2 separate regions of the Homo sapiens genome follow, and region 2 is linked to region 1. The links are chromatin loops, found by intact Hi-C in ENCODE. Cell type or tissue: OCI-LY7. All regions are shown on one strand. Each heading gives the region's core, and the rest is flanking DNA. Links, peaks and the distances in the headings are about the cores only.

Region 1 (16,193 bases), core at 4,926-12,925:
TCTTAACATAGCTACTATTTTAAAAATTCATTGGCTTGTCACTAATCATTACATCGGTGCTGGCACTTGGGCATGAATCCCATATTGAAGTGAATGGAAAGGAAGTGAGACAGGCTGTGGTCGGGTCTTGGGGAGCATCTGCAGACCCGGAGCAACCTCCAGGCACACGCCAGGGACACTCTGTGTGGCTTTGATGGTGCATTGCAGATATGTTCGCAAGCAGGTGGCAGAAGAATGTGCTGCACTCAGTGTCAGCACCGATGTGGCTGATGGCCCTTTTCTGGCCATGTGACTTCCTGTGCCGGAGTTGACCTGGGTATGTTGGTGGTGATGGTTTGGGCAGAATCACTGGTTCACTGCAAGGACAGCTTATGGCACATTTTTGGGCTACTTAATTGGGGGAATAAACAATGTCCATGGTGTTCCTGTGCATACCTTCTCAGGACTGGCACCCACCGGCACCCACCCGGGGCCTTGTCCTGGTCTCCAACCTCCTCTTTCTCAGGCCACCTTGGCAGGAAATGGCCATCTCCATTCCAGTCACTGCCCACAGTGGCCCAGGCTGCTGTTCTCAGCTCCACTTTTCAGATATCAGCTTTCAGTCAGTATGGCAAATCCAGAGAGTCTCACTTTTCACCCAGCGTAGTCTTGGCCACGGCTGTGGCATCTCTGCCACCCCCACCAACTGAGACAGGGACGGAGCCCGTGACTTTCCCCTGCAGGCATTCCTCCTGCACACACAGACTCAGTCCTTCCCGCCTGATGCTTTTGCCAACTCACAATGCTTAACTCTGACTACAGGAACAGCTCATGGCTCAAATTCTCTTTAGCATTCCCAGGGATCATTTTCTTCCAAATAGTGTTTAGAACTTGCTCCCTATTTTTTCTTAATTCAACATTCCCAGTTATTTTTTTCCATGTGTGACACTACTTCATTCCAAAGCACGAAACTGAGAAACAAACCAGGCCACTTAGCTCCTCCTTAACTCCACCTGTACCCCTCAGCCTGCTGGGTCTGGCACCTCAGTGAACACCTGGGCAGGTAGTGGTTCAGCAAGGAGGGTTTTCAGGTGTCTGGTGAGCTCCTGAAAACACTGCAAATCCCTTGCTCTTTTGAGACCTTTTTTGTGACACAAGTTAAATGTGCACTTAGTTGTAGAAAAATGTTTTTTGACATGAAATAATCTTCTGTAATGTCCTGGGCCGCATACCTCCCTTCCCTGCCTAATTTTTCTCTGCAGCACATCTCCATAAGGCAGCAGCCCTTTAAATCATGATTCACTGTTGAATTTGAGTATTGTCTTGTTCTTCCCACCAGAGGGCCAGCTCTGGGAGGTGAGAATAGGATGACCTTGTTCACTGCCATATCACCATGCCTGGAACAGCTCCTAGTGCAGAATAAGTCATCAAAAATATTTGTTGGTTAATGGGTATTTATTTCTCTCCACTGAGCTCCTGATCTGCATGTCTGCTTATCTGACGTCCCCCCTTGGATGTGTAACAGACAAGTTGACCTCCACATACTCCAGATGAGGCTTTTGACTCCTCCTGCCACTCCCTCAGCAAATCTCTTCCTCCCTCAGTCTCTCCTAATTGAGGAAATGACATTGAGCACCACAGTTGCTGAGGATGAGACCCTGGCTGCTTTCAGGAGTCTTCCCTCTCACCAAGTCAGAAAGGAATGTGCTTTCTACCAGAAGCATTGGCCACTCACAGTGATGCAGGGAAGCCATGAGCTTGTGCAGGAGCTGAGCTCCATCTGATGCAGTCACAGGGATGGAGAATCTTGAAGCAGGTTAGATGAGCTGGTCTCCAGGTCCTCTGAGTAGCTTTTCTTTAAAATATATTCCCAAGCCATCATGTCTCCCCATAGCTCCTGAGGCTGCCCTCGTGGAAGCCACCGCCATCTCTCAGGTATTGGAAGTCTCACCTGGTCCTTCCTTTCCTTACTGACAATTCCCTACCCTGAAGGTGGAGTGAGGCTCACAAGGAACCTCTCCATCCACATCACATCGCAAATCTTCATTGCTCCTCCACAAGGCTCTCCTTGACCAGGCCCGAGACCTGCAACCTCACCTTGCTCACTATCTCCACCACACTGTGCTTCTGCCTCCAGGTTGAGGCCTCTCCTGCCTCCTGCTTGGCTTCCTCCTTCTCAGGCCTTTACTCAGAGAGTTGCATCATGATGATCCAGTCTCAGGTGCTGCTTCGGCCTACCTTGGCCACCCCCGCACATAGTTAACTTCTCAAAAGCATCTATTACCTTTGTAGCATCAACACAAACCTGCCCTTTCCCTAAAATGTGAGCCCCAAAGGTCTGGAGATTTCACTGCCTTGCTCAGGCTTCAGGGTTTAACCAGAGGCTGGCAAAATCCTGCTTGATGGAAACATGTTGCTCTTTGCTTTTTAGGATTTCCACAGTGAATATACAACTGACCCTTGAACAATGTGGGGATGCTGACCACCCACCCTGTAGTAAAAATTCATGTGTAACTTTTGACTCCCCCAAAACTTAACTAATAGTCTACTGTTGACCAGAAGGCTTACCTATAACATAAATAACTGATTAACACATATTTTGCATGTTATATGTATCATATACTATATTCTTATAGTGAGGTAAGCTAGAGAAGAAAATGTCATTAAGAAAATCATAAGGAATAGAATATATGTTTACAATACTGTACTGTATTTATCAATACCATAAATTTACTGTCATCTGTTTACAAGATGACTCATCCATCTGAAATGGCAGGCAACCATGGCTACAGTCCTCCATCTACAATCCTCATCAAGCAATTCAGCTTTTTCTTATAATGTCATGACTTCTTGGGAGCACTTCCAGCCTCACTGTGACCCTTCACATGGGACCCATGGTGTTATTCAGGTTGTACGGTATTGCACTAAACATTATGAAAAATACTTGAGAACTGCAAGAGATCACTTATTAAAGATCACTTTTTACTGCAATATGCAATTTACTGGAGAGATGAACTGCTCACACAGAGATGATGAGCATCACACAGTGATTTAGGCAGGTACTTGCAACTCTCGAGCTCATCACAATAGCAACAGGAAGTGGCTATGAAATTATTACAGCAGTACAGTGTGTACTGCAGTTAATTTTATGCAATTATGATTTAATACTGCATCTTTATATTTATTTACATTTTCCTCGACTGTGAATGGCATATAAGTATTTATGTGTAAGTTTTGATAAATTTTAATTTTAATAATAGAGTTGTACACATTTTATGGTAGTAAATGAAAAAATAGACTACATATATTTTGTGCATTCAATATACACTTAACTTTTTCTTAACTTTTTTTTTTTTTTTTTGAGATGAAGTCTCGCTCTGTTGCCCAGGCTGGAGTGCAGTGGCACAATCTCGGCTCACTGCAAGCTCCGCCTCCCCAGTTCACGCTGTTCTCCTGCCTCAGCCTCCCAAGTAGCTGGGATTACAGGTGCCCACCACCACGCCTGGCTAACTTTTGTATGTTTAGTAGAGACGGGGTTTCACCTTGTTAGCCAGGATGATCTCGATCTCCTGACCTCGTGATCTGCCCTCCTCAGCCTCCCAAAGTGCTGGGATTAGAGGCGTGAGCCACAGCGCCCGGCCAACATTTTTTATATTTCTGGGCTATGGAGTTCATCTGCAAGTTTTTAAAATTGTCAAAAACCTTCAAAACTTTTTTCCAATATTTTTGTTGAAAAAAAATCCGCATATAAGTGAACCCACATGGTTCAAACCTGTAACGTTCAAGGGTCAAAATTGTATGTTGCTTTTGTAATAAAAATGCTAAACATGCAATTGCTGTGTGTCCAGATGGAGGCTAACAGGGCCAGAATCAGAGAACCCTGGCAACTAATCTGCGAGATGCTCCAGCCCTGTGGCTGCTTCAGATGGAGCTTGGTTCCTACATAAGCTCCTGGCCTCTTAAGGGAAGGGAACTCACTCCAATGTGTGCCGATGCTTCTGTTGGAAAACACTTTCTTATCTGATTCCCCATCTCTCCTTCCCCATCTCTCCTCCTCCATTTCCCGTCTTCCAACTGTGCACAGGACAAAGAGAACACAGCCAGTTCTGCTTCCCCAAAACAACCTGCAAATGCTTGCTCTTGGCAGCCACTCCAAGTCAATGCATTCTTCCTGCCTTGACATTATTTCAAGACCTCTCACTCATTTTGTCCAAACAATTTCATATCACCCAAGCTCCTCTTAAAAGTGCACCGGCCCCAGTGACGCTGCCAAGATTTCCTGGGCCCGTGTCCAGCTGTCCATGAATGCAGCTATGGGTGGCCCCATCCATCCAACATCTCCGCTGGGCTTCTGGAGAATGAACAGCTTCCCTTTTCAAAAGCATGTGGTCAAAACACATCCCCCACACTCAATTTACAAATTAAGATGGTTGCCTTTACCCTGTTCCCCCTCCTTATGATGGTCCCACCCATTTCCATCTGGCACCATTCATCACATTAGCTCGGGGTTACTCAACCTTGGCACTCTTGACATTTGGGCTGGATCCTTCTCTGTTATGTGTGTAGGGTCGGGGGCTGTCTCATCTAGTACAGACTATTGAGCAGCATCCCTGGCCTCTCCCCACTAGATGCCAGTAGCACCCCATTCCCCAATCATGACAGCCAAACATCGTCTCCAGATATTGCCAAGTGTTCCCTAAGGGTAACTTACCCCTGACTGGAAACCACTGTGTCAGCTGTTGTGGACACAAATCTGATGTGCCCATTTTATTGCTCTAGCCCAGGGGTGTCCAATCTTTTGGCTTCCCTGGGCCACACTGATAAAAGAAGGATTGTCTTGGGCCACATATAAAATATACTAATACTAATGATAGCTGATGAACTACAGAAAAGAAGGGAAAGAAATCTCATAATGTTCTAAGAAAGCTTACAAATTTTAGTTGGGCCACATTCATAGCTATCCTGGACCACATGTGGCCTATGGGTCATGGGTTGGATAAGCTTGTTCTAGCCTTTTTACCAATAAATTAGATGAACAAATATTCCCCTATTTAATTTGTTAACATCATTGCCAATGAACAAAAGACAAGGCTGGAAAGGAATGGTACCCCGTGGAGGTGGTTCCACTGGGCCAGAGAGCAGGAAACCCAGGGACACAGAGGTGAGAATCGGGAACGCTGGCGACCCGGCCCAGCTTTGTGTGACCTGGGCACTATAGCAATAGAGTTCTTCACTGGTGAAAGGGGATGACAGTATACCAAAGCCACTGTAACTAATTTCAGTCATGAGTGGGGAGTGTGGAGGGGTGCCCAGGGCAACTGGACCCTCTCAAGTGGGAACTTTGAATAGAAGAGGGAAGGATAAGTCATGGTGAGATGAAGGAAAAAGCACGGGCAGCCAGACCCACACTTCATAAGAAGGCATGCATGTGTGTGCATGTGTGTGCACACATGTGTGTGCATGAGGCTGGGAGACAGACGGACATGCCCACCCCCACCTGAAGATGGTGGAAAGTCAGTGAGGGCTTGGACTGAACCAAAGACAATGCTTCCTTACCTCAAAATCCTCCCTAGTGCCAGTCAGGCTTCACCTTGCACGTGATACACCATGAGGAGTTAAATCTAGAACGGAGTCAGATTTATTCTACAGGCTTTGATTCTTTCTGCCCCACACCAAAGAAGCCCTGCCAGCCACCCTCCTGGAGCCTGCAGAAATGGATGAGCCCATCATATCCCACTAGCATCCTCATGTCTTCCATGTGTTTTATTTAAATTATACTGTATCCTTTTGCACTTACTGGCATGTTTCAATCTTCTCTTCCAACTAGACTTCCATAGTCCATTTCCCCTATGCCAGGACTAAAGCTGACTATACAACCTTTGCCCTTTAAAATGCATTTAGTTGGGAAACTATCATTTGTGTAGTTCTACCTTATCAGGCAGCAACTTTATAGATGAAGAGCAATAGATCCATGCTTGCCACCATAAGTACAATGTTTCAGATACCCTTTCAGCTAATTAAGAAATGATGTTTCTAGGGCAGTCTGACTGGAAGATTAGGCACAGATGCTCACACCTGAGCAAGCAGCTGAACAAGCTGTCCAGAGCCCATTCTTCTGGCAGGGGAAAATTTCATCCCCTACAGAGGAACAGCCAGCATGAATGCCAACATGATGAAGGGGGGCTGAGCTCTATAGGCCCACCTGACACTAACACTCCCAGCTCCCTGTCCCACCTTAGAGTTTTAGTTCTGTTTTTTTGTCTATATTCCCCAAAGCCACTAGAATAGACACTCCATTAGTGTAAGTACGTTTACATTTTGTTCTCTACTGCCTGGAACAGAGGCTACTTTAAGTATGGGTCTTCAGTCTTCAAATTTTGTTTGAGAGTTAAAATGTATACATGGCAGGCAGCCTCCAAGATGGTGCCCAGTGATCCTCACTTCCTGGTACTCCCATCCCTTGCACACAGAGTGGCTGACTGCAGAGTGACAATGTTGGGTCTCTGAAGCTAGCTCATGAAAGCCCTTAACACTTTTCCTCAGCTTTTGGATTGCTCACTCTGGGGAAACCAGATGCCTCATTGGAAAGATGCTCAAGTAGCTCTTTGGGGAGGCTCATGTGGTAAGGAACTGAGGCCTCTAGCCAATAGCCAGCAGTAAGTGACCAGCCGTATGAGCAGCCACCTTGGAATAGTATCTTCCAGCCTCTATCAAGCCTTCAGATGAGACTGTAGCCCTGGCCCACACCTGACTACAACCCTACAGAGGGCCTGAGCCTACCCAGCTATCTCAAATGCTTGGCCCACAGAAATTATGAGCAATAATAAGTAATTATTGTTGTTTTAAACCACTAAGTTTAGAGTGATCTGTTATGTAGCAACAGATAACTGATATAGCATGTGCAATGGAGTTGGGCGAGAGAAGCAACAGTGCTTAATGGATATTTAAGTAAATAAATATTTGAATGAATTGTTGACAAAAAAGGCTGGTGAGTGTATGAGCTAGGTTCTAGGAGCTGGGCTCTGGCAGAATCAGAAGAAGACTTTCTGGTATTGAAGAGGTACGTGGAGCTAAAATAGAGGTTAGGAAGGAAGGAGCTGAGCCCAGTGTGTGCTTCTGGAAGCTGCCTGCCTCACCCTGGCTTCTTTCATGTCCACGTTTACCTGTAGAAAATGGTTAGAGGACTAGCTGCCCAAACCCTGCAAGGGCCACATTATCTGAGCCTGGCACTTAGAGATTATGGGAACCAGGATCAAAGGCAGAGGCCAAAGTTCTGATTAATTTATTATCACTAGTAACATTTTAACTAATAAATCTTCATAGTGTCATTTCTTTCTTTTCTTTCTCCTCTCTCCATTTCATCGATATCATACTTCTGGTTCTGTTCTCTTTCCATCTTATGCATGAAACAAAATACAGTTGCTTCTTGTTATTCACAATAGTTATGCTCTATAAAATCACCATGAAAGCTGAATTTGCAAATCCTGAACAGTTGCTCCTGGGGAAATATGGTGTTAGGTTTTTGTGATCCTCTGGTTACAACTTTTTTGTCAATCAATCAATACAGAACCTTGTTTTATGTGTATTTCTATTTAAAGATATTTATTTCATATATATTGTTGATTCATTAACCTTGAACTCATGGTCAACAGCACAATAACTCATGCCTGAAAGTAGCTTCCCTAACACACGTATTTTCTCTGTAAAGCACATCACAACCTTCTTGCACTTAGAGACACCAGACAGTAAGTACTTTAGCATTGTGTTTGGGGCCATTTTTAAATAGCAAAATCACCCCAGAAAAGCACAAAAATGCAAAAACCATGGACTAAATGGGCCAAGAGAAAAGAAAATGTGTTTATAAGAGCTAAAACAAGAAAGCAGAGTGTCACCTTGTGCGACCTCAACGTATGTGTTGGGTGACTTAAATTTTTCACTGCTTTGTGCACGTCACAAATGACTGCAAAAGTGCTGTGAGTATTGATTTTGGGGTTGCAAACAGATTTAAATGAATAGATGAATGCGGAGATATGGAATCCATGAATCATGAGGACTGATAATAAGTAATTTCCCTTCCGTCTCCCCAACCTTCCCTGAAAAGACCCAACCTCATCCATAAAGATATATAAATTTACCTTGGATGTTTTGGGAAAATAGTTATCTCTATGTAAGACTGTGTTCTTAAATATATTACTCCTATCTCATAAATCTGTGTTCATTTCAGGATTTTCTAGCTTGGCATTGAACCAGAAGAGGTAGCCTATGTCTCTGTATCCCTTTTTATTAACCCATCTGTCCTAGTTATCAAGGGGCCTCAGCCCTGAGATTCCAGGCTTCTGCTTTTCTTGAGACCCACTGAAGCATGGCTCCGGCAGGTGCTGCCTCCTCCCCTCCAGCCCCCTCAACTTCCTGTAGTTCACATTTCCAGCAGTCCTTAGCGATTGAAGGTGTCTCACTTTCACATCCCTGGGCCATTAGAGCCCTCCTATCATACAGAGACAGTGGGGGAAATAAGTGGTTCTCTGGGAAAAGATCACCTGCAAACAATTGTTGCCAAATCCATACCATTTAAGGGAACAAAAATCAGCATAGTGCAGAAAGATATCCAGGCTTATCACGCTCAAACCACACAGCCCCCTCAATGCAAAGCAGCCCTGTTAAGATGTGCCTAGGAATTTCCTCTGCAGCTTGAAGCTGAGAAAATTGTCAAGACTTGGGTGAAAGGAAACTTCATCTGTGGGTTAATTTTCATAAGAAAGAGGAGGCCGGGTGTGGTGGCTCACGCTTGTAATCCCAGCACTTTGGGAGGCTGAGGCGGGTGGATCACAAGGTCAGGAGATTGAGACCATCCTGGCTAACAGGGTGAAACCCCGTCTCTACTAAAAATACAAAAAATTAGCCAGGCGTGGTGGTGGGCGCCTGTAGTCCCAGCTACTTGGGAGGCTGAGGCAGGAGAATGGCATGAACCTGGGAGGCGGAGTTTGCAGTGAGCAGAAATCATGCCACTGCACTCCAGCCTGGGCGACAGAGCGAGACTCCATCTCAAAAAAAAAAAAAAAAAAAAAAGAGGAATGAGTCCAACCAGAGGGAGAATTGATCTTGCTGGTTTGGTCAGGGACTGGCTGATTAATTACAGAGAAATGACCAAGGAAGAGGTGATGTGATGGGACCACCCCACCCAGCACCAGGCTCTGCAAACAAGCATGTTTGACTCATCTGCAAAGGGCTGGGGGCACTGCCTTGTGCGGCAGAATCCCACTGTACAAAAGAAAACATGTGGACACAGACCTGTGGCCTCAACACTGAGGAACAGAACCCCAGCTGCAGGGCCTGAGTTGGCCTTGCATCCACTCCACTGGCTTCGTCAGTAGGTATCACTTGCCCTCCACGGCGCCATCCTGAGGCCTGCCTGTGCATCACACTGCACAGGGTGCCTGGTCTCCAAGGCACAGCCTTACATTGTGCACATTCTGCTGAGCGGTTGACTCTCCCATATTTGCAGGCATACATGGGGGACTTCTTAGTATATAGAGATACACAATTCAGAAACACAAAGTGAAGCTAAGGATGGTAGCATGAGGCATGATTTTTACTAATGTTTAGAAATAGAGGGATATTGAAATACTTGAAAACATTATCCAAACCTTCAACACCAAATTCTCTTGCTGTGCCTTCAGAACTTAAAAGATTGAAAGTGCATCAAGTAAAGGCTGATCTATCTCAACCAACACATAGACATTTTCAAGCTCTGCAAAAGACACTCAGAAATCTCTTCTCTATGCCCACCTTGCCATAATTAACACAGAAAACAGATATTACGCTTTGGTGTTAACATTATGTTAATATAAATGTTAACTGTGTAGTTATAAATAAACAACCAGCCCATCTGGTGCATTTAATTTACAATCTAACTGATTGATTCATTCAATATGCTTGTTGAGCATCTATCACGTGCAAGTCATTATGTCAGGCACCATGTGAGAGAAAAATGAACCTCCTGCCTCCCTGACAACAGGTAGGCAGAAATGGCTCACGAAAGTAAGAGAATAAGGATCTGGTCCGAGAGTTCCACTTTCATCCTGGGGACTGCGTGATTTCCAGGTTCTCTACTATCCTCACGTCTTCTTGCCTCTAAGTGGGACTGGCCAAAGCCACCTGCAGATTCTAGTTCTTGGCAGGACTCTGGCTCATGAAAGCTCACATGTCCGGTTCTTCCTGAGTGTGGTCTTCAGGGCACCCCACCCTCAGGCTCCCTTCTGGAAAGCAGGGTTCTGGGCCCACCTCAGACCCAGCAAATAGGGCATACGGACAAGAAGGGTAAATTTTAAACAGCTTCCTAGGTGATTTTTTTTTTTTTTTGAGACGGAGTCTTATTCTGTCACCCCAGCTGGAGTGCAATGGCACGATCTCCACTCACTGCAACGTCTGCCTCCTGGGTTCAAGCAATTCTCCTGCCTCAGCCTCCTGAGTAGCTGGGACTACAGCGCACACCACCACACCCAGCTAATTTTTTGTATTTTTAGTAGAGACAGGGTTTCACTATGTTGGCCAGGCTGGTGTCAAACTCCTGACCTCATGATCCGCCCACCTCGGCATCCCAAAGTGTTGGGATTACAGGCGTGAGCCTCTGCGCCTGGCCTGCTTCCCAGGTGATTTTTAAGCACTCTAATGTCTGAGAACCTCTGCTATAATCTAATATTGCCCTATTCAAGTGCTACAGTGTGACAGGGAGGCAAGTTGACCACGTTCAGTGTGAGCGAAAGCAAGTTGCCACTTGCCACGGGTGGGGAAGGGAGCCAGGGAGGACAGTCAAGTCACCGTGCTGTGCTGGTGACCGGGCCAGGCTGCAGGCTCAACCTGGGAGACATCTCTGCAGTTCTTCTCCACCAGGAAGAAGTACATGCCTCATCATACAGGTGTGCTCAGAGAAGGGGGAAGGGACGCACACGCAACGCACACACAATTGGTAATTAAAAAGAGAGCTAGCTTTTGTGAATAATTAACAGAACACTGGGTTGCAACCAAAATTGCCACTTAGCAATGTCCCTTGCATGCTCTTTTGAGCAGAAGAGGACAGGGTGGGGTTGCAGCCAGCGGTGTGGGGCGCATATTGACCCTGAGTGGGGCCAAGGATGTCTCCCCAGTGAACTGCACCATCTACCATGTCCCAGGGCCACCTCATCACTCACTCTTCTCTGGGGAAAAACACAAACAACCAACAAGATGCTAGAAAAAAGAACTCACGTTGAATATGCCTGATAGATCTTACTATATTGCTTTTATCTGGGCAAACCACATATGGATGATGAGAAGGGCAGCGCAGTTGCAGGCTTTCCTTGATCCTGCCCTGGTACCCATCCCAAGATCCTTTCCTACTCAGCTGTGAAGGCCTGGGCGGGGCGGGGGGGGGGGCGGGGGTGAGGCCACAGCAGACTGCAATGACAACAGCCGGCAGACCTAACATCTCTTGTCTGTGCCTTAGTGCCTTGCTGAAGTTTCCCGCTTTCAGGCTCTATTTTACTTTTCCATCACTACCTTATGAGCATAATCTTTATGGGGATCCTGCAGCTGCTAGAGAAACCAAAACACCTGACTTAAGCAAAAAGGACACAGTAAATGTGGATTAAGAAATATCTAGAGTTTTACTGAATGTCTATTTAAAAAAAATCGCTAGCATTCTTTTTCCTAGCCAGTTAAAAAATAATTGTGGGTGACTCAGGACTGCAAGATATTACAGGAGCTTATGATGGTCTCCTGAGATTTTATAATTGTCTTTCATAAACCTGAGACATAAATATACTCAATGCTTAAAGCAAAGTGGCATAGGTTATAGGAAGGAGAGAAGGATGCTTTAGCTGCATCATAACTGCAGGCAAGACAAGATGGCAAACCGCTAAACCTTCCAGCTCAAGATGGACATGTGCTCAGTGGAAGAATGTTAGCGGCAGAGGAGAGGAAACGCAGATGCAGGCATGAAACCTAAGTATCCCTCCTACAGACACCCACAGATGCGCAGAGCCTGAGGTTAGGGTTTCTAAATATGCTTGATTCCCACAAATTTGACCTACCTCCCTTTCCTGGATTCAAACGCAGATCTGGAATCCCAGGCGCTGGGCAGTATAGAATGTGGGAAGGGAAGAAGCACACAAATCTGAGAGGAGTATCTTAAAAGGAAAACAGCTGAAACAGAGAGAAAGCACAAGACAGGCATCAACAAGCCAGAGTGCTTCCTGCTGCTGGACGATGTCTGTAATTAGGGAAATGGGCTTTTCCTCAAAGTGTCAGCATGCAAAACAAACCAGAAAGCAGAAGTGTGAGATCCCCAGCAGCACGGGGCCTCTTTTAATTGCACATTCAAAATGAAGTAATGCTCTGAGACATGGATCCCTCCAGAACACACACCAGTTGAGGAGGGAGTCAGTGGACAGGGCTGTGCCATTTAGTGCTTAGCCAGCCTGGAAATGCCCTTTCCCAAGTGTTTTTACCAAAAATGAACTTGGTCTTGAATTGCTGGAATGGGTATAGCGAGGTTTTCCTGATTGTTTTATGTTTTTTTAAAAAGTCCTACATCATAACATGTATCAAATTCAACCAGAAGATTGAACCAAATAGGAAGAGCATCCTTGAAAAGATCTTAATGGAGACCTCAAGATGCTAATTGCCAGCCAGGAGACTGAAAAAGTCAAGCAGAGATGGTCTTAATGGCGGAAAGGCCAATGTGTAGGGCAGAGGAAAGAAGGGTGCCAGCTCTCTCTGTCCCTGTTCCCAGGCCTCCTGGTCAGACAGCTGCTCATGGTGCTAGCAACAGATGCAACTTTACAGAGCACCTCTGACCAGCTCCCTCAGGGTACTTTTCAAGCATCTACTAACATTCCCTTACTCTGTGAAGCAAGCAGCTTTTTAATTTCCCACTGCAGTCTGTGACATCCTCCACACTCAAGAAGGGCCAGAAGCTCAGCCAGGGCCCACTCCACAAAAGGCCGTGAAACATCCCTGGAAACGCAAGATAAAAAGGAACCCTCTCCAGAGCTGTAGAAGCTGGAAGGAGTCATGTTGATGAGTTTACTGGGGTGGGGTTAGGAGCCTCGCGAGGGAAGTGTTCAGAAACACAACAGTAGGCAATCTGCACCTGCACCCCAAACTTGTGAAAATGACAGCTTCATGAAAAACAAGTTCTCATTTTATAGAAGATAAACTTCAGCCACAGAAGAGGTTGGCTGTACATCTTTAGTGCTGGCCAGAATGGCCATGATGATGAAGGTGATGAGGATAATGCAAAACAGCTATTCCATGAGTACTTGACTCAAAGGTTATCAACTGATGTGCACAACATCCCTAATGGTAGATACTATTGTTATCCTCAATTCACAGACCTGGTCATCGAGCCTCAGGAGGGTCAACTGGCTTGCTGAAGAACACACAGTATGTGGTGGAGCCAATATTTGAAGCCTGCCTCTTCTCTTAGCTACCATCTTCAGGTGGCAGTGCAAAGGCCCTCATAGTCAACCCATCCAAATGTAAGCTTGGGGCTTTCCTGCCTAACTTGGAGCTCCTTCTTGTTCCCTGGAGCTGGGTTCTCAATGTGCGTCTCTGGACCAGCAATGTCAGCATCACCAGGAAACATGGAGGATATGAAAATTCTTAGGGTTCCACCCTGACCTGCCAAATCAGAAACTCTGGGGTGAAGCTCTAGGTTTTGTATTTTAAAGGCTCAAGTTTGAGAACCTTGGCCCAAGAGCTCCATCCATTTATGAAGATGAAAATCCAAGCTCTCTTAGATCATTCCCTTCTCTACACTGCTGAAAGTCAACCCCTTGCCAATCCCTCCCATCTCACGTCTCAGCCTCCCACACATGCCTACTTGTCTCCAAAACCACATAACATCCTTTTCCTCCACATCTCTTTTGAGTAGCTCTGGCTGTCAGTGCCCCCACCTTGCTCCCTTCCTACATGTTCTAAGCTGTGGCCCTTTTCTCTGCTAAAAATCCTCCACTGTCCAGGCTACCCTTTGAGCTCAGGATAAACATGTCCCTGTCCCCACAGTCAAAACTAACATGCTTTCCTTTTGTACCACTGACCACTGTTTTGACTTAATTTACCTTTACTTTCTAGCATGTGAATTTTTGATGAATGTCTGTTTGTCCCATAAGGGCAGAAATTGTATCTGTTTCTAGTAAGACTTGAAATTGAGTAGTGTGAGTCCTCCAACTTTGTCCTTTTTAGTGGGTATTGTGTTGGGTATTCTAGATCTTTTACCTTCCCAAGTAAAGTTCAGAATCATTTCATCATTAGCTACAAAACAGCTTGCTGGGATTTTGATTGGGATTGGGTTGAATCTACAGATCAAGCTTGGCAGAATGAACATTTTAACAACATTGAGTCTTCCAATGTACGAACATGGACTACTTTTCCATTTACTTACATCTTCTTTGATTCTTCCATCATTATTTTGTAGTTTTCTGCATACAGATCCTGTACATATTTTGTTAGATTTATACCTAAGTATTTTCTTGTGTTTTTTTTTTTTTGTCTTTTTGGTGCTATTATACATGGTAATTATTCTTATTTCAAATTTCAATAGTTAACTACTGGTATATAGGAAAGCAACCGACTTTTGTATATTGATCTAGCATCCTGTAGACTCACTTATTGGTTATTAGAGTTGTTTTATGGATTCTTTGAAGTTCTCCATATGGACATGCATATTATCTGTGAAAAAAGATGTCTTATTTCTTCTTTTCTGATCTGTATAAGTTTTGTTTTGTTTTCTTGCACTAGCTAGGGCTCCCAGTAGGATGTTGAACAGAGTGGTAAGAGAGGACAGTCTTACCTTGTTTTCAGTATCAGAGGGACAGTGTTCAGTCTCTCACCATTAAGTATGATGTTACCTGTAGGTTTTTTTTTTTAATGCTCTTTATCAAGTTACAAAAGTTTTCCTCTATTCCTAGTTTAAGATTTTTTTTTTGACATGAAAGAGTGTTTTGAGTTTGTCAAATGCCCTTTCTGCCTCCATTAACATGGTCATATGATTTTTCTTCTCTAGCCCATTGATGTGATGTATCACATTAATTTATTTTCAAATGTTGAACCTGTTTTGCATACCTGGAATAAATTCCACTTGGCTGTGGTACATAGCTCTTTTCATACGTTGTTGGGTTTGATTTTCTAACATTTTGTTGAGGGTTTTTGTATATATAAGTAATATTGCTTTGTTTTCTTGTAATGCCTTAACTGGTTTTGGTATTACGTGAAATCTGAACTCATAAAATGAATTAGAAACTGTTTCCTCCATTTCTATTTTCTGGAAGAGATTATGGAAAACTGGTATTCTTTCTTTCTTAAGTGTTTGACAGAATTCACTAGTGGACCCATCTGGGCCTGATGATTTCTGTTTTAAAGGTTATATTAATTTAAATTTTAAAGATATAGGGCTATTCAGGCTACCTATTTCTTCTGTAAGTTTTAGTAGTTTGTGTCACTCAAGCATTAGTTTATTTCACCTAAGTTACCACATTTGTGAGTACAGAGTTGTTCATGATCTTCCTTTATCATCTTTTTATATCCATTAGATCAACAGTTATGACCTTTCCTTCATTTCTGATATTGGTAAATTGCATCTTCTACATTTTTTTCTTTTTTTTTTCTTGGTTAAAGGTTTATCAATTTGGTTGATGATTTCAAAGAACCAACATTGGTTTTATTGACTTTTCTCTACTGTTTTCCTGTTTTTAATTTCAATGATTTCTGCTTTCATTTTAATTATTTCTTTTCTTTTGCTTGGTTTAGGCCTAATTTGCTCTTCTTTCTGTAGTTTCTTAAAAGTAGAATCACAAGTAATTTTCTTTATATATTTTTTACCTAATGTGTGCACTTAGTTCTATAAATTTCTCTATAAGCACTGCTTTTGCTACATTCCAAAATTTTTGATAAATTATATTTTTATTTTTATGCACTTCAAAATATTTTTTTAGATTTTGGAGACTTCTTCTTGGAAACATAGGTTATATAGAAGTCTGTTGTTTGATTTCCAGATATTTGGGAAATTTCCCAAAACCTCCATCTTTTTGTTGTTGATATCTAGTTTAATTATACTGTGTTCTGAGAACATAATTGGTATGACGTTTAGTCTTTCAAATGTGTTAACATGTTTTCCAAGAATGTGCTCTATCTTGGTGAATATTCCAAGTGAGCTTGAGAAGAATGTGTATTTTTCT
Region 2 (16,193 bases), core at 5,088-13,087, 50 kb before region 1:
GTGGTGCCCCTGGCTGCGCACCCTGCTCTCTTCCCACCCACCTTTCACTCCTCACTGTTAAACACACACCACAAAGAAGAATCGACAGAAGTACATAGATCAGCATCAACGTTAAATGCAAAAACTCCCCCACTGCGAGTTCATTTTTAATTCAAAGTTTTTGCATTTGTATCACAATGTTTTAAACTCTACCCTCCTCACCCTTCTACAAGAAGGGAAGCCTTGCAAAGGGAGCTGCAGGCTGGACCAAAGAACACTTTCAGTAAAGGGTCATAGGCTGCCACGTGCCCAAGGGCTGCCCTCCCCAGGGTCCAGTGCTGCCAGTGCCTACCTGCCAATGGTTCTTACGATTCTAGTTTAGGCACTGGGAGAATTAAGCCAAGACTTAGGAATAAACATCCTCTTAGATCCATGAGTAGCACTTCCCTCTTGCTGACACTTAGCTCTCCCTGTTGCACTAACACTTGGGGTTGGAGAAGATGCTCCGGGGCCCAGGCCAGGCTCCTCTCCTGAGCCACGGCAGCAGCAGGGGCAGGGAAGCATATACCCACAGTTTGCCTGCTGCCTTTGTGGCTGCCCCCTGGGTGGTTTCTAGATACAGAATGAGATTATTTCCCTGTCACTCACAATTGTGGTAGAGTGATACTCCCAGGGTGGGGAGGGGAGGTCTCGGAATCCCAGGTGGCATCTGCAGCATTTGGAATAGCCCTCATCTTTCAGAGGCTCTGGCAATGTCAGCTGTATCTGAAGGCAAACCTGATTCCGCAAAGCATCAAATCCATGGCCAGGATTTGTGATGTCCTCCTGATCACAAACCACATCGATTCTCAGCTGTGTGGGCTCTGTGTGCACAGTTCAGTACCAGGGAACTGGAGATGGCGGCTTGGGGTCACCGTGCTATGCACGCACAAGCAGGCTGCTGAGCCTGGCAAAACTGTACTCCTAATTTTCAGTGGCAATGCATTTTCCTTCCTTGCTGAGCTGCCCTGAACATCACCTAAGAATAATGCCAGGTGTACTTTAAAAGCATAACAGCACCTGGGATCCACTAAGCGAGACGTATGACGGCAGTCAGGGTGGACTGAGGCCACCACTTCAAGGATGAGGTAGATTCTAGGGAAGTGCAACCTTAGCCAATGTATCTGTGAGCTGGCCAGAGTCCGAGGTCACCCCTCACTGCTCATGGTAATCAGGGAGTCAGGAAAGTATACCATCCCCTACCGAGTGCTTCTGCCATCCTCTATGCCAAAAATGGCATCCAGCCCCAAACTCTTACAAACACTTTTTTACTTTGACTGCCCTTGCCCCATCTCTCCACCATTATCGACATTTAAATTTGGACACTCGGGTTAGAGTCCCCATCTAAACTTGCTCTTTAGGCTCTACTACATGTAAGTGCATGGGCCAGAAAGCAAGGTCTCTAAAGCAAGACCAGCCCCCACCGTTGTTTGTTTAGAAAGCGGGCACATTCCTGATTCATGAAAAGGTGAACTTTATCCTTTTTTTTAGACGCCCAACCATTTCACCTGTTTCCAGAGCATCTGAATACATCACAGTCAGTGTCAGGTACTCACTCGTATGTCCAGCACAGATTCATGAGATCGTACATCTCTCTTGGACACCCTGCAGGGCACCCCATCCGCTCTCCTTTCTCTAACATAGCGGTGACTTCACTTCCTTTCATCCCCTACAACATGCAAGATATGCATAAGCTTTTTTTTTTTTAAAGGTGTTAGTCAAACAAAACAAAACAGCCACTCCAAGACATGAAGGAGTACACATTGTATGATTTCAATTATACGAAGTATAAAAACAGGAGCACTTAATCTGTGATGTTGGAGTCAGTTGGGTCACCCCTGGGGAAGGCTGTGTGTGCAGAGGAAACAGGCTTCTGGGGTTCTGTTCTTCATCTGGGGGCTGATTTCATGGGTATGTTTCATTTGTGGAAAACCACTGTACTGCATGCTAAGAGTTGTGCCCTTTTTGGTATATATGTTTTAATTAAAAGATCTAAAAAATGTAATTAAGATACTGTAAATAGTCATTATTTCTATTTCAACTCTAATGAGTAATGATCTGGGTTATATTTTGTGTATATTTACATGTGTTGACACACAATGGGAAAAACACACTCTTCAGTGAGCATCAGATATTTCATTCTCAGTTTGGAATAGACTGAGGGCACATTAACTGCTTACTGGTAAAAGATAATGAGAGACTCAGATTAGGATTTTCAGGTTGTTGTAAAGACAATCTGGTGCTTATCTGTTCTAATGGCCCCACAGTGAGAAAATGAAGCAGGACTGGCTCACTCGATATGGCTTCTGCCCATAGGAGAATGCTTCCCACATCAACACTCCAAAGCTCCAGACATCGCTTTTGCTGGAGAACTTGTAGTAGTTGATGCATTCCGGAGCGTACCACTTGACAGGCCACTTTCCATGGGTCTGGGCCTAAAAGCAAAGCAGAGGGAGAAATTCCATTAAGAATAAAATTGTGGGCCGGGCACATTGGTTCATGCCTGTAATCCCAGCACTTTGGGAGGCTGAGGAGAGCAGATCACTTGAGATCGGGAGCTTGAGACCAGCCTGGCCAAGAGGAAACCCCATCTCTATTAAAAATACAAAAATTAGCCAGGTGTGGTGGCGGGTGCCTGTAATTCCAGCTACTTGGGAGGCTGAGGCAGGAGAATTGCTTGAACCCAGAAGGCAGAGGTTGCAGTGATCTCAGATCACACCACTGCACTGCAGCCTGGGTGACACAACGAGAGACTCCATCTCAAAAAAAAAAAAAAAAGAAAGAAAGAAAAGCATAAAATTGTGTACATTCATGTTCATAGCAGCATTATTCCCAATAGCTAAAACATGAAAGCAACCCAAGTGTCCTTCAGCAGATGAGTGGATAAACAAAACACCCTCTATATAGACAATGGAATAGCATTCAGCCTTCAAAAGGAAGGGAATTCACTACAATATGCATGAGCCTAGAGGACATTATGCTGAGTGAAATTGAGACAGGAGAATAGGGCCTGGAGGCAGGGAACCTAAGGACTTCCTAGAACTAAATCAAATGGAAACACTTCAGCTATGACAGGAAATATCCTCTTCATTTACACAGGGTGTACACTCAGTAAATGACTTTGTAACATTACTTCATCCTCCTCATTTACATAGGGTGTACACCAAGTAAATAACTTTGTAACTTCACTTTAGCCTCTTCATTTACATAGGGTGTACCCTAAGTAACCAGTGAACACCTCTAGAGGTGTATATATATATATACACACCACATTTTCTTTATCCATTCATCCATCCATGGACAGTTAGGTTGATTCCACATCTTTGCTATTGTGAATAGTTCTATGATAAGCACGTTGAGTGTATGTGTCCCTTTGATACAAGTTTATTTGCCTCTGGATAAATACCCAATAGTAGACTTGCTGGATCATATGGTAATTCTATGTGTAGTTAGTTTTTTTTTCTTCTTTTTGTTTTTGAGATGGAGTCTCACTCTATCGCCCAGGCTGGAGTGTGCAGTAGTGTGATTTCAGCTCACTGCAAGCTCCGCCTCCTGGGTTCATGCCATTCTTCTGCCTCAGCCTCCCAGGTAGCTGGGATGACAGGCACCTGTCACCAGGCCTGGCCAATTTTTTGTATTTTTAGTAGAGACAGGGTTTCACCGTGTTAGCCAGGATGGTCTTGATCTCCTGACCTTGTGATCTGCCTGCCTCGGGCTTCCAAAACTGCTGGGATTACAGGTGTGAGCCACCGTGCCCAGCCTGTTTTTGTTTTGAGAAGTCTCTCTAATATTTTCCGTAGTGACTATACTAATTTACATTCCCACAAACAGTGTATAAGAGTTCCTTTTTTTCCTGCATCTGCAAAGCATTTTTTTAAAAAAAGTCTTTTTAATAACAGCCATTCTAGCCGGGGTAAGATGGTATCTCATTGTGTTTGTAATTTGCATTTCCCTGCTGTTTGGTGATATTGAGCATTTTTTCATATACCTGTTGGCCATTTGTATATCTTCTTTTGAGAAATGTCTATCTATGTTCTTAGCCCACTATTTAACAGGATTATTTGTATGTTTGGTTTACCAGTGAGTTTTATACTTTTGTGTGTTTTTATGATGGTAAATATTGTCCTTTTACTTCCACGTTTAAGATTCCTTTGAGTATTTCTTCTAGGATCAGTCTAGTGGTGATGAATTCCCTCAGTGTTTGCTTACCTGGGAAAGGCTTTATTTTTCTTTTATTTATGAAGAATAGTTTTGCTGGACATGGTCTCCTTGGGTGGCAGTATTTTTCTTTCAGCACTTTGAAAATGTCATCCCCTTCTCTCCTGGCCTGTAAGGTGTCTGCTGAGAAATCCACTGTTAGTCTAATGGTGGTTCCTTTATGGGTAATTAGAAGATTTTCTTTTGCTCTTTTTAGTATATTTGCTTTTGCTTTGACTTTAAGTGGTTTGATTATAACGTGCTGTGGAGAAGATGATTTTGCATTGTATCTGTTTGGGGACCTTTGGGCCTCCTGCATCTGGATGTCTAGGTTTGTTGTTATATTTGGGAAGTTTTGATCTAATATTTCATTAAATAGGATTTCTAATCTTTCATTCTCTCTTCACCCTTGGGGACACTGATGATTTGAATATTCAGTTGCTTTACACTGCCCCATATATCATGAAGGGTTTGCTCATTCTTTTTTATTCTTTTCTCTTTATTTTTGTCTGAATAGGTTGTTTCAAAAGACCTGTCTTCAAGTTCTGAGATTCTTTCTTTTGCCTGATCTAGTCTATTGGTGGAGTTTGGGATGTATTTTTTATTGCATTCAATGAATCTTTAGTTCCAGAATTTCTGTTTGGTTCTTTTAAAAATATCTATTTCTTTGATAAATTTCTCATTCATATCCTGAACTGTTTTTCTGAATTCTCTCTATTGTTTTTCAGAATTCTCTTATATCTTATTTAGCTTCTTTAAAATCAATATTTTGAATTGTTCATCTGGGGTTTTGTGAATTTCTTTTTGATTGGGATTTTTTTGCTGGAGAATTGTGTGTTCCTTTGGAGGTATCATATTTCCTTGCTTTTTCATGTTTCCTGTGTTCTTACATTGATATCTGCCCATGTGGTACAACAGTCATTTCTTCCAGTTTTTTGAAATTGCTTTTGTAGAGGAGGTCTTTTTCCTGAAAATATATATATGTTGTTGGGTATATATATGTTGGGTATATATATATATACACATATATGTGTGTATATATATACACATATGTGCATATGTATATATATGTATATATACACATATGTGCATATGTATATATATGTATATATGTATATATGTATATACACACATATGTGTGTATATGTATATACACACATATGTGTATATGTGTATGTACACATATGTGTATATGTGCATGTACACATGTGTATATGTGCATGTACACATATGTGTATATGTGTATATGTACATGTACACATATGTGTATATGTGTATATGTACATGTACACATATGTGTATATGTGTATATATGTACATGTACACATATGTGTATATGTGTATATATGTACATGTACACATATGTGTATATGTGTATATATGTACATGTACACATATGTGTATGTGTATGTATGTACATGTACACATATGTGTATGTGTATGTATGTACATGTACACATATGTGTATGTGTATGTATGTACATGTACACATATGTGTATGTGTGTGTATGTATATGTACACACATATGTGTATGTGTATGTATATGTACACACATATGTGTATATGTATGTATATATACACATATGTGTATGTATGCATATATACACGTATGTGTGTATGTATGTATACACGTATGTGTATGTGTGTATATATACACGTATGTGTATGTGTATATGTGTGTATATATACACGTATGTGTATATGTGTGTATATATACACGTATGTGTATGTGTATGTGTATATATACACGTATGTGTATGTGTATATGCGTGTATATATACACGTATGTGTATGTGTGTATATATACACGTATGTGTATGTGTGTATATATACACACACACATATATATATGTAGGGCACTTTGGGTTTGATTTGGGGTGAATGCAGTATTTAATCTATGTATAATTTCTATGGCCATAAACAGCCTCAGTGACACCTGTGATTTTCTCAGTGCCTTAGGGTATGGTTATTAGTGGAGGCTGTTGTGAAGGTGTACTGTGAATAGGATGCTAGGTGGGCCAGTCTTCAGACCCCAGTGGTGACAGCAGTGAGCTGAGTATGCCTGTCCTTGGGCCCTAGGGCGGTATACACTAGCACTGGTGTTAGTAGGTCTAAGAAGGCTGACCCTTGGGCTTTCAGGTAGATTGTGTGGATGCTGCAGTGGCTGGGCATGTGGGCAGGTTCTTGGGTTCCTGGGGAGTGGGTGTGATGTGGGTGATGGCAGTAATGGTGGTAGGGCAACTCACTGGAACCCAAGTGGTCCATGTTGGTGTTGGCGGTGGCTGCAACAGGATGTCATGCTCAAGTATTGGGGCATGTGACTAGGCCAATGGACTTGTGCTCAGGCTCCCTGGTGGTGCATTCAGCTGCTGGCTGTGATACGCAGGGAGGGGTGGTCTCTAGGTTGCCAGCAGTGGCTGCCCTGAAGGCCTACCACCAGAAAGGGTAGGGCCACTCTCAATAGGTGCAGAGTAGGCAGGTAGCTGTGGGATATGCAGTCTTCTTGAGCCTTGGTCCCACAGCAGCCCTCAGCAGTGGTGGTGGTATTTGTTTTTGTGGCATGTGAAAGTGCCTGGCCTCCCTTCTCCCTATGTGGCGGGGCAGTGGCAGCATCAGCCCTGGCCCAAGGAAGGACACAGACCTTTGGAGGCTTGGCTCTCAGAATGGCGCTGGCTATGGGCCTGCTCCTGGGGAGGCTGCGGACATTCTCAGGGGGAGCAGTGTAGGCAGGCAGCTATAGGGGGTGTGATTTGCTTGTGTCTCAGCCCCACAGCAGCCTGTAGCAGCAGGGGGATCTGTCCCTGGGGTGTGTGAAGGTGTCCATTCTCCCCTCTGTCCTTGGCCTGGTGATGGCAGCATCAGCAATAGTCCCAGGGCAAGATGCAGTCCTTTGGGGACTTGGTTCTCAGTATGGCACCAAGCTGCAGCTACTCAGAGCTTGGAAGCCTGTGGGACTCAGCGTGAGTTCCCTCTATGGAGCAATGCCTCTGTGTGATCCCTAGGCAGCTCCCTATGTTAGTCTTAAGGCCCACGTGGGTCGAGGGGTTCTTCTGTCGCTAGGATTGTAGAAGTCCTTGGCTGGAATGTGGAGCCCTGGGGATCTCTCATTTATGCTTTCCCCATATCTGGAAGCTTCTCCCAGCTCCCAGTCATTCCTGGCCAAGCAGGCTGCCTTGTTTCCCTGTGCTTTGCTTTTGGTGCTTCCTGTCGCTCCTTGGTTGCATCTGTGTTCTCTCTTAGACCATCTATTGGAAGTGTGAATATGTACTTGTTATTTTGGTCCGTCTCTACGGAGGAGCATATACTAGTTGCATTTAGTCGTCCATCTTGATCAGTTCTCCACCCAGGTCAATTATTTTAGCATGCACTACTTGCTAGCATCATTAAAAAATGATCTAAGCATTCTAATTTCCTAATTTTAAAAAGCAAGTGATAGTACAGAGGTCAAAACTGCATAGCAAAACCCTCTCTCTGGGTTTGGGATTCAGGGGGCACACAGCGGAGTCTGGTTATCTTCTGCTGATGTCACCTGTGTGAGGTCTCATTGGGGTGGAGAGGGGGACATGATTTCAGTGAAAACTGATTTCATGACACTACAGTGGATCACAAGGAGACATTCAGGACATCAATCTGGAGACCATAAGGTGCCCTGGCACTTCTCTTCCAAATGATACAACTGATTATACTTCTGTTTCCATCACCTTGTGTGCTATTTTAAAATTTTGATCTTACAAGTCATGAACAATACAACCATGTGTGTTATTTCAGGTTTCTTCTGAATTTTGAACTGATGAAAAAAGTAAACCTTTGACAAATCTTAAATGCAATGAAATTTAGGCTGTCTTCAGAATAACCTAGATACATGCATAAATAGGTAGTGTATACTTTTTTCTGGTCATAAAACTAGGGGCATATTCTTTGAGCACTGTACTTTTTAATTTTTCTACCTAACCATGTATAGTAGACATATTTCTAGGTCAGCACATGCAAATAAGTCACTTTTAAAAGGGTTGCATTGTGAGCTTCCTGTGAATCTGCTATGACTGATTGGACCAAACCCTGCGGAGCAGTCGTCAGGCAGTTTCCAGATTTTTGCCGTGGCAGCCCGTGCTAGAGTGCACATTACCAGATGTGTGTGTTTGCTCTCGGAAGGAGCTGCTGGATCAAAGAACACCTGTGTTTTTCAGTTGTGATGCTGCACAAATCTACCCTGTCACGCATGGTTTCCCGAGTGCCAGCGTTCGTTTGCTTCCACAGCTAGCACTTTTCTTTGATCTTGTTTCACTTTTTATTCCTTTTTTTTTTTGAGACAGAGTCTTGCTCTGTTGGCCAGGCTAGAGTGCAGTGGCACGATCTCAGCTCACTGCAACCTCCACCTCCCGGGCTCAAGCAATTCTCCTGCCTCAGCCACCAGAGTAGCTGGGATTACAGGTGCCTGCCACCATGCCTGGCTAATTTTTGTGTTTTTAGTAGAGACGGGATTTCACCATGTTGGCCAGGCTGGTCTCGAACTCCTGACCTCAGGTAATCCACCCACCTCAGCCTCCCAAAGTGCTGGGATTACAGGCGTGAGCCACCACGCCCGGCCCACTTTTTATTCTTTTCCATTTCACTTTGCTTTGTTTTCATACAGAAATCTTCCACTACCCTATCTTTTCGGTAGTTTTGTCTCTTTTTGCTGCTTCCAAGATGGCTTTTATTTCCCTAGTGGCTTTTTTTCTTCATTGATTGTCCAAAGACAATCTTTGGTTTACTTTTTAGTTTAGTTTACTTTTTAATGGTATGCTGTTTAATATCTACAGCAGTTTTAGAATTGGCCCCATGTTCTTTGACTCTTTGACACTTCTCCTCAAAAGGGTGGTTCTATCTATCCCATCCTTTGAAGCTGGTGGCCTTGGCTGCTCTGACCAATAGGATCAGGTGGAAGTGACCCTGAGGTAGTTTCTGGGCCTGGTTTTATAGGCCTGGCAGCCCCCACTTCCTGCCTCTTGGGTAACTGCTCTCAGCCCGCAGCTGCCATGCTGCCCAAGGGAAGCATGGGCCCAAGGGAAGCCCAAGGGCCCCAAGGAGAGGCCATGTGCAGGTGAGCTGGCTGACAGCCCCGCAGAGGTCTCCAGCATGGGCTGTGTCTAACCAGCTGCTCAGTGGCTGAGTAGTGTGAGTGAGCAGAGTGGAAACGGTCCTCCTGTCCCTCGGGCCACTGTGCAATCCCCTGTGTGAGCAGACGCACTGAACCCTGCCTACCTGGCCCTGCCCACACAGCAGGACGGCAGGGAAACCAACACCTGGTGGTGTTTTTGGCAGTAAGTTTGGGGTGATTTGTTATACAGCAGTGGATAAGGTGCCCAGCATTCATGTTTCATTTTCTCTATCTCCTCTGTGTCCTTGTTTCAGACAGGCTGTCTTCTTTTCTGTAATGATCATGATGAGGTACATCCAGCATTACAACAGGCTTCTTTCTCCAGCATGTCCCATGCTGGTCATCCTAGGCTGCTGTCTTCCTTGCTCTGTTTCCCTGCTATTTCTATCCAGGCCCATGCTGATGCCTTTCTCACAGTGGTTCACCTCTGAAGGGGCTTCCTTCTGGGAAGCTACTGTATGAAGAATGGGGTGAGGAGGGCCAGCCTGACCCCTGCTGTACTCTCGCCTGGCCTTTGTGCTCAAGATGGTGGAGTCTGCCTGCCTGCCTGGGAGCTTGGCTCTTGTGGCTTACCCTTCATGCAGTCCCTTTGCTGGCCGAGGTCCACCATTCCCCATCACCTACCAGTCCATGGACTGCCTCTTAGGGAAAGGTGAGTGGGTGGGTATTGTCACTCAGGGTGGGGTCTCTGACCACTGCAGGGCATGAAACACAGGATCCTATCTGCCACCCACTAGGTAGATTTTGAAGGTCTGCCATCTATTTCTGAGCATGTGGACTTCACCAGAGACTAGCAGGGTTGTTAACCTGCCTTCGGCACCCTCTTTGACTCAGTGGGATTGGTGCCATCACGTTTTCCAGTTGGTTAACATAGACCCTAGGTATACACCACAGATGAGTTAATATGAAGATAGAGCTTTCTTATCTTTTCTTCTTTTAGTTGTTATTGGTTCATTTGAGGGTTCAGAGAGGGGTCAAGTTATATTAGCAAGGGGATTGGTCACTGTGAAATTATTTTTTAGGAAGTCCAAACCTGCACCCAGAACTAGTTTCTACTTTATGTTTTGCTGGAAGTCCACCCTTAATTCTTGATAATCTCTGCCTCACCAAACCAAGGGGCATATTTCTTTTAGCTTCAGTCACATAACTATCTAGATCTCTTCTTTCCAGCACTGCATCTATTTTTTGACACTTCAACTCTTCTGGATACCAGTTAAGCCAATAGAACAATTTCTACATATGTAGTGGACATACACAGATGACGAGTTTATTTGGTAAATCTTCACTTTCTAACTTTTGCATGTATAGGTAGGTGTTCATTAGAAAGTTATTTTGGAATAGCTCCAAGCTGCAATATTGGAGCTCTGAACTGCAGTACTGGAGCTCCAAGCTCCAATAGCTCCATGCTGTGGGACAGTGTTCCACCACATGTTATGAAATGTCCTATCAGAAAAGGATGCCATGGATGAATCTGGTTTGAGAAATGCAGTGCAGTAAACCCTCTACTGAGATTCGTAATGTTAAGTAGCATGAAAAGGGCTTCGGGGAAATCCTGCAAGAATCAAGCTGTCCAATGCAAACTTTTCAAATTAACTTAATGAAGGAATCCCATTCTTCTTTTTTCAAAACAAATCTTCACTTAATACCTCGATTCCTGATCATTCCATGAAACATAATTTAGAATATACTACTTTGAGTAAATCTCAAGGTGTGATATTATTTTTATTTTTTAAACAGTAAAATCAAAGATTATAAGAACATATCTTACATAGTTATTTTTCAGTAGCAAAACTGCTTTTTGAAACCATACCAATAATAAAATAAAGAAAACGTACATTTATCTTGCATTTTTTACCACCTGCTGCTCTGAATATTAGCTAAGTTGTACTTACCTTGTAGTAGTTTTCATCAGCACGCAGTGCTTTGGAAAGTCCGAAATCACTGATCTTGGCGTAATGTTGGGTAACTAGCAACACATTTCTTGCAGCCAGATCTCTGTGCACAAAATTGCTCTCCTCCAAGTACTTCATGCCCATGGAAACCTGATGAACCAGTTCTATGATGTTCTTATCCTTGACATGTCTGAAAGTCATAATGATCTCATCAGCTATAACAGACAGTGACCCATTTCACAACAAACAACCATGCTCCTCACGCAGGCAGTGGGTGAATCTACTCCTTCCCTCTTCTTAAACAACAAAACTCACGAGTGGTGACAAATAACTTTGTTAGCATATAGCTCTTCAGGACTCAATGCCATATTCTCCTGGTGTTCAATGGGATTGAGTTTCCTGGCATGCTTGGAATTGCAAGAAAAGCAGTATAACAGAGTAGTCAGGCCTGGCTCACAGATAGCCAGGCACCACCTCAAATCCTTGTTCCAGTATCACACAGGTCACAGAACTAACCCTGAGAATCAGTTTCTCACCTACAAAGTCAGGGTAAGAACACCTCCCTTCCATGGAGACTAAAGAGACAATCTAAGTACAAACGTAGCACAGCAAATGAGGCAAGCTCCTCGGTGGCCATCATTCTGTCTTACTCCAAGTGAGTTTCTTCATCTCAACAACAGCTTTAGATGAGAAGAACACAATTACTCCCTTGATGGATGTAATCAATTAGCAGTGATTGGTATTTTCAGAAGTCATCACTCATGAGAACATAAGGTCAGCCAAACAGATAAGACTTAACTGTCACCTCTTAGAAAAGCATTTATTTAAAATGTTTCTTTAAAAAGAAAGTGTTCTTCCCAGTGAGAAAGGAGATTCCATGTCAAGATATTCTGAGGCTGAGTCTATCACTAGGCCAAGACTGAATGACTACAGGAAGAAAAAAAAGACAAAACTGTCAAATGAGTTCTTCTCTGAACAACTAGAGCTAACAGAGCTGAATCCAAAGACTATGTCTCCCTGTCCCTCTGTCAAGGTCCCTGAGTATGGACCAATAAAGGAAGGCACAGGAGGGTGGGAAGGCTTCCCAAGGAAATCAGGCTGCTCGGCCCATCCAGGGGTGGGCCCTGTCCCTTAGGGGATAGCTTCCAGATGTGTGGGGGCACCTGACAATACCTGTTCTGCTGCAAATACTTATTGAGGGGACCAAGTTCTGCCATCTCCATAACCAGCATCCAGGACTCGGCCTCGCATATCCCGATCATCCGCACGATGTACGGGTTGTCCAGCTGCTGCATGACATTTGCTTCTGCTAATAACTCATCTTTAAGAGCGGGGTCATTGGCCTCGTTTTTCAGTATTTTCACAGCCACGGTTTTCACAACTCTGCAAGAGAAATCATAACACACAAGAAACTTTCCAAAATGCCTCACTTCTAGATAATCTTATCCTGTGAAGCATAATCCCCCTGTGGAAACAGTCCCACGGAAATACCTGCCACAGAGTGGCAATGTGTCTTCAGAAGCCTGTAATGGATGGCTGGCCTTCCAACCTATATTCCCTTATTTTATAGACAATGAGAGTAATACTCCATTACTAAAAAAGAATGGTGGGGGCTGGGCATGGTGGCTCATGCTGACAATCCCCATACTTTGGGAGGTTGAAAGGGGAGGATTGCTTGAGGTCAGAAGTTCAAGGTCAGCCTGGGCAACATAGTGAGACCCCCATCTCTAAAAAAAATCACCCAGGTGTGACAGTGCAAGCCTGTAGTCCCAGCTGCTCGGGAGGCTGAGGTGGGAGAATCACTTGGACTCAGGAGTTCAAGGCTGCAGTGAGCTTCTTGCCACTTCACTCCAGCCTGGGTGACACAGTGAAACACTGTTTCTAAAAAATAATATAAAATAAAAAGAATGGTGAAGAACAGTACTGAAGAATGTCCCAACCAAGCAAAAACCCTAAACTGTAAAATATTTAAATAACTTGTAAATAAACTTCACCAACGATGACATGTACGAATTCCTGTAACATCTTGGGATTCACCATCTCAGATTACATGTAATGAATGTGAATATAAAATGCCTTTCATAATTGTTGAAAGTGAATTTCTAGGTGCAGAATTTAAAAGCATATATTTCAATGTAATACATTGAAAAGGTAAACAACTCTCCTGAGAGAGGCTGAAGAAGACCTGGTAAATGGAGAGATGGGCTGTGTTTATAGATTGAAAGACTCAGTATTGTAAAGACATCATTTTGCCCCAAATTGACCGAGAGAGCCTCTCCTCTCCCCAAATTCTCTAGTTGAAATTATGTCCACAGTCATGTCTATGTTAATTCACAAATTTAAGCACAGAATAAAGATCACAACCTTTCATAATCTGAAAAAGCTTAGGATTAATACAGAAACATTTTTACTCATTGTACAAAATGACTGTGATATACAAACATATATTTTAAAATAAGTATCACAGCCAATTTTGATTGTGTGTGTATATATGTGCGCATGTATATACTTGTGAATGTATACATATGTGTGTATGTTTGTGTGTGTATACATACATGTATGTGTATCTAATTTACACACACACACATGCACAAAAACAAATCGAAGGGACAGATTGGAAAGCAAGCATTTCTTTTTTCTTTCTTTCTTTTTTTTTTTTTTTTTTTGAGGCAGAGTTTCACTCTTGTTGCCCAGGCTGGAGTGCAATGGTGTGATCTTGGCTGGCTGCAACCTCTTCCTCCCAGGTTCAAGTGATTCTCCTGCCTCAGCCTCCTAAGTAGTTGGGACTACAGGTGTATGCCACCACACCCAGCTAATTTTTTGTATTTTTAGTGGAGACGAGGTTTTACCATGTTGGCCAGGATGGTCTTGAACTCCAGACCTCAGGTGATCCACCTACCTTGGCCTCCCAAAGTGCTGGGATTATAGGCATGAGCCACGGCACCCGGCCGGAAAGCACGCATGTCTGTGTATATTTTTGTCTATATTTTTAACCCTTGAATCATAAAAATTACCTACTCACGAATTTTTTTTTTACAAAAATCCCTTACATTTGAAATACCATGAAGCTACTAAATCTAACCACATTCATATTAGTATCATACCAATTCAAACAGAGGGTGTATTTCAAAGGACTTTAGAAACCAGTAGTTTTACTTGTACATTCTATGTTGGGTACCTTCTAAAGACCAAAAGAAATACAAAGATATTTTCGAAATTTAGCAATTTTAACTGTTGTATAATATGTATTGTTATCTGAAATCATAGGATAAAGCCAATAAATAATTATACTAATCATATTTGGAATCAATAATTTTCATGTAAGAAAAATGAGATGTAACTATAAAATTAAAGAAAATAAATGTAAAAACTATTGTTATAATGGAATGATTTTGTTTTAATTAAATAATATCTGTGTGTACAAATAAAGATCTAAAAATATATACAATAAGATTAAGTTAACAGTAGTAATGTTTAGTTAACAGTAGTAGTGTTGGGATGGTATTATACAAATATGATGTTCTTCTTTTCTTTTTTTTGTTTTGTTTTTTGAAACAGGGCCTTGCTTTGTTACCCAGGCTAGAGTGCAGTGGTGCAATCATGGCTCACTGCAGCCTTGGCTTCTTGGCCTCTTGAGCAGCTGGAAGTATATGTGTGCACTACTATGTCTGGCTAATTTTTTATGTTTTATTTATTTATTTATTTATTTATTTTTTTTGTAGAGACAGGGTCTTGCTATGTTGCCCAGGCTGGTCTCAAGCTCCAGGCCTCAAACAATCCTCCTATCCCAGCCTCCCAAATTGCTAAGATTACAGGCATGAGCCACCATGCCAATTTGATGTTTTTATTTTCTTATGTTTCTGCTTGTTTCTATTTCCTAATTTTCCATAAGGTGCATGTACTATTAGGTTGGTGCAAAAGTAATTGCAGTTTTTGCCATTAAAGGTAATGGACGCTTTCATTATAATAGTACCAGAAATTAACAAGAATGGTAGCATTAATAAAAAAAGGGTTTAGTCATGCCAGGTTACATTTTGTTATTCTCAGTCATGTCTAGAACCTGAGCTCATGTGAGGGTGAGGCTGGTGGAACATAGCAACTTACTTTTTCATTTGGTAGTAGCCCTTTTTCACAGTTCCAAAATTACCAGAGCCCAGTTCTTTGTCTTCCAGCGTCAGCAGCTTTCGGTCCAGGTAAACCTCCTTGGGCCTGATCTCCTCGGGGTCCGCGTAGGGGCTCTCGTACACCTCTGTGTCCATGGGTAGGGCTTCTCTCTGGGGGCCTGCAATGCAGTCAAGAAACATACGACCTGGGGCTGGACCCCACACCAGGATTCATCCTTCCAAGAACATGATCTTCATGGGAATATGAACTCAGAGTAGCATCAATGTTGCAAGGGATGAGAAATTCTGAAGAGTGGCAGGGACATTTCCAACGTCGTTGGGTGAGGGAGGTGGGAAAGACCATTTCATTCAATAGCACCATCACTGCTCATGGGCATGTGGTGCCTGCTGCCTGCCACTAGATGTGAGTGTTTCCATGGCTAACTGTGGCTGTATTGCAATCACGGACGTGGTGTGGATTCGTGAACCAACTCTACAAACTTACAAGTGACCACGCACTTTGCTCTGTGAATGTCCCTTGAATGAAAGGAAGTCTCACCTTTGTCTGCAGCCCAGGGTGCAAGTTCTGGCTCATACGGATTGAATGACACAGTACTCTCTTGCCGGTTCCCTTGGGCAGGGGAGGACTAAAGTACATAAAGGACAACAGGTTGTTTTTCTTCATCCACAAAACTGTTAAGTTGATCTGCATAATTATTTTTATTTTCCAATAATCACAGTTTAACTTTTGCAGGAAAGACAAAGGAAAGAATTACGAAAAACAGGGAAGAAAATAAGGCTGATCTCATTCTTCGGGCAATTATTTGGATCTTGCAAGGGCT

The links. A loop is a pair of places that touch in the nucleus more often than their neighbours do. Peaks named below come from ENCODE experiments on the same cell type or tissue, not always from the same donor. Only the 100,000 strongest peaks of a DNase experiment are listed, where the experiment ranks them.
Region 2: a loop joins it to region 1, with 2.5 times the contacts of the local background. A loop is called at or near these places in 2 of 110 quality-filtered maps.

Annotation. Positions count from the first base shown.
Region 1 is chr9:90,823,434-90,839,626 of GRCh38, reverse strand. The region is part of intron 1 of SYK (spleen associated tyrosine kinase); the gene reads right to left. Among named protein-coding and RNA genes, the nearest start is that of SYK, 30 kb to the right of the region's middle. RefSeq lists enhancers at 173-232, 273-322, 8,625-8,694. In OCI-LY7, for the core only: CTCF peaks have their summits at 9,269 and 9,468; DNase peaks (open chromatin) are centred at 8,346, 9,356, 11,916, 12,256 and 3 weaker places; H3K4me3 peaks cover 5,308 bases; H3K27ac peaks cover 7,038 bases.
Region 2 is chr9:90,874,009-90,890,201 of GRCh38, reverse strand. SYK (spleen associated tyrosine kinase) reads right to left here. Exons shown (of 14, transcript NM_003177.7): 8 at 15,911-15,998; 9 at 15,353-15,530; 10 at 12,422-12,631; 11 at 11,249-11,438; 12 at 2,313-2,453; 13 at 1,575-1,687. Among named protein-coding and RNA genes, the nearest start is that of SYK, 80 kb to the right of the region's middle. RefSeq lists a silencer at 9,838-10,050. In OCI-LY7, for the core only: no CTCF peak of the experiment used is centred there; DNase peaks (open chromatin) are centred at 8,381 and 9,281; H3K4me3 peaks cover 2,018 bases; H3K27ac peaks cover 4,897 bases.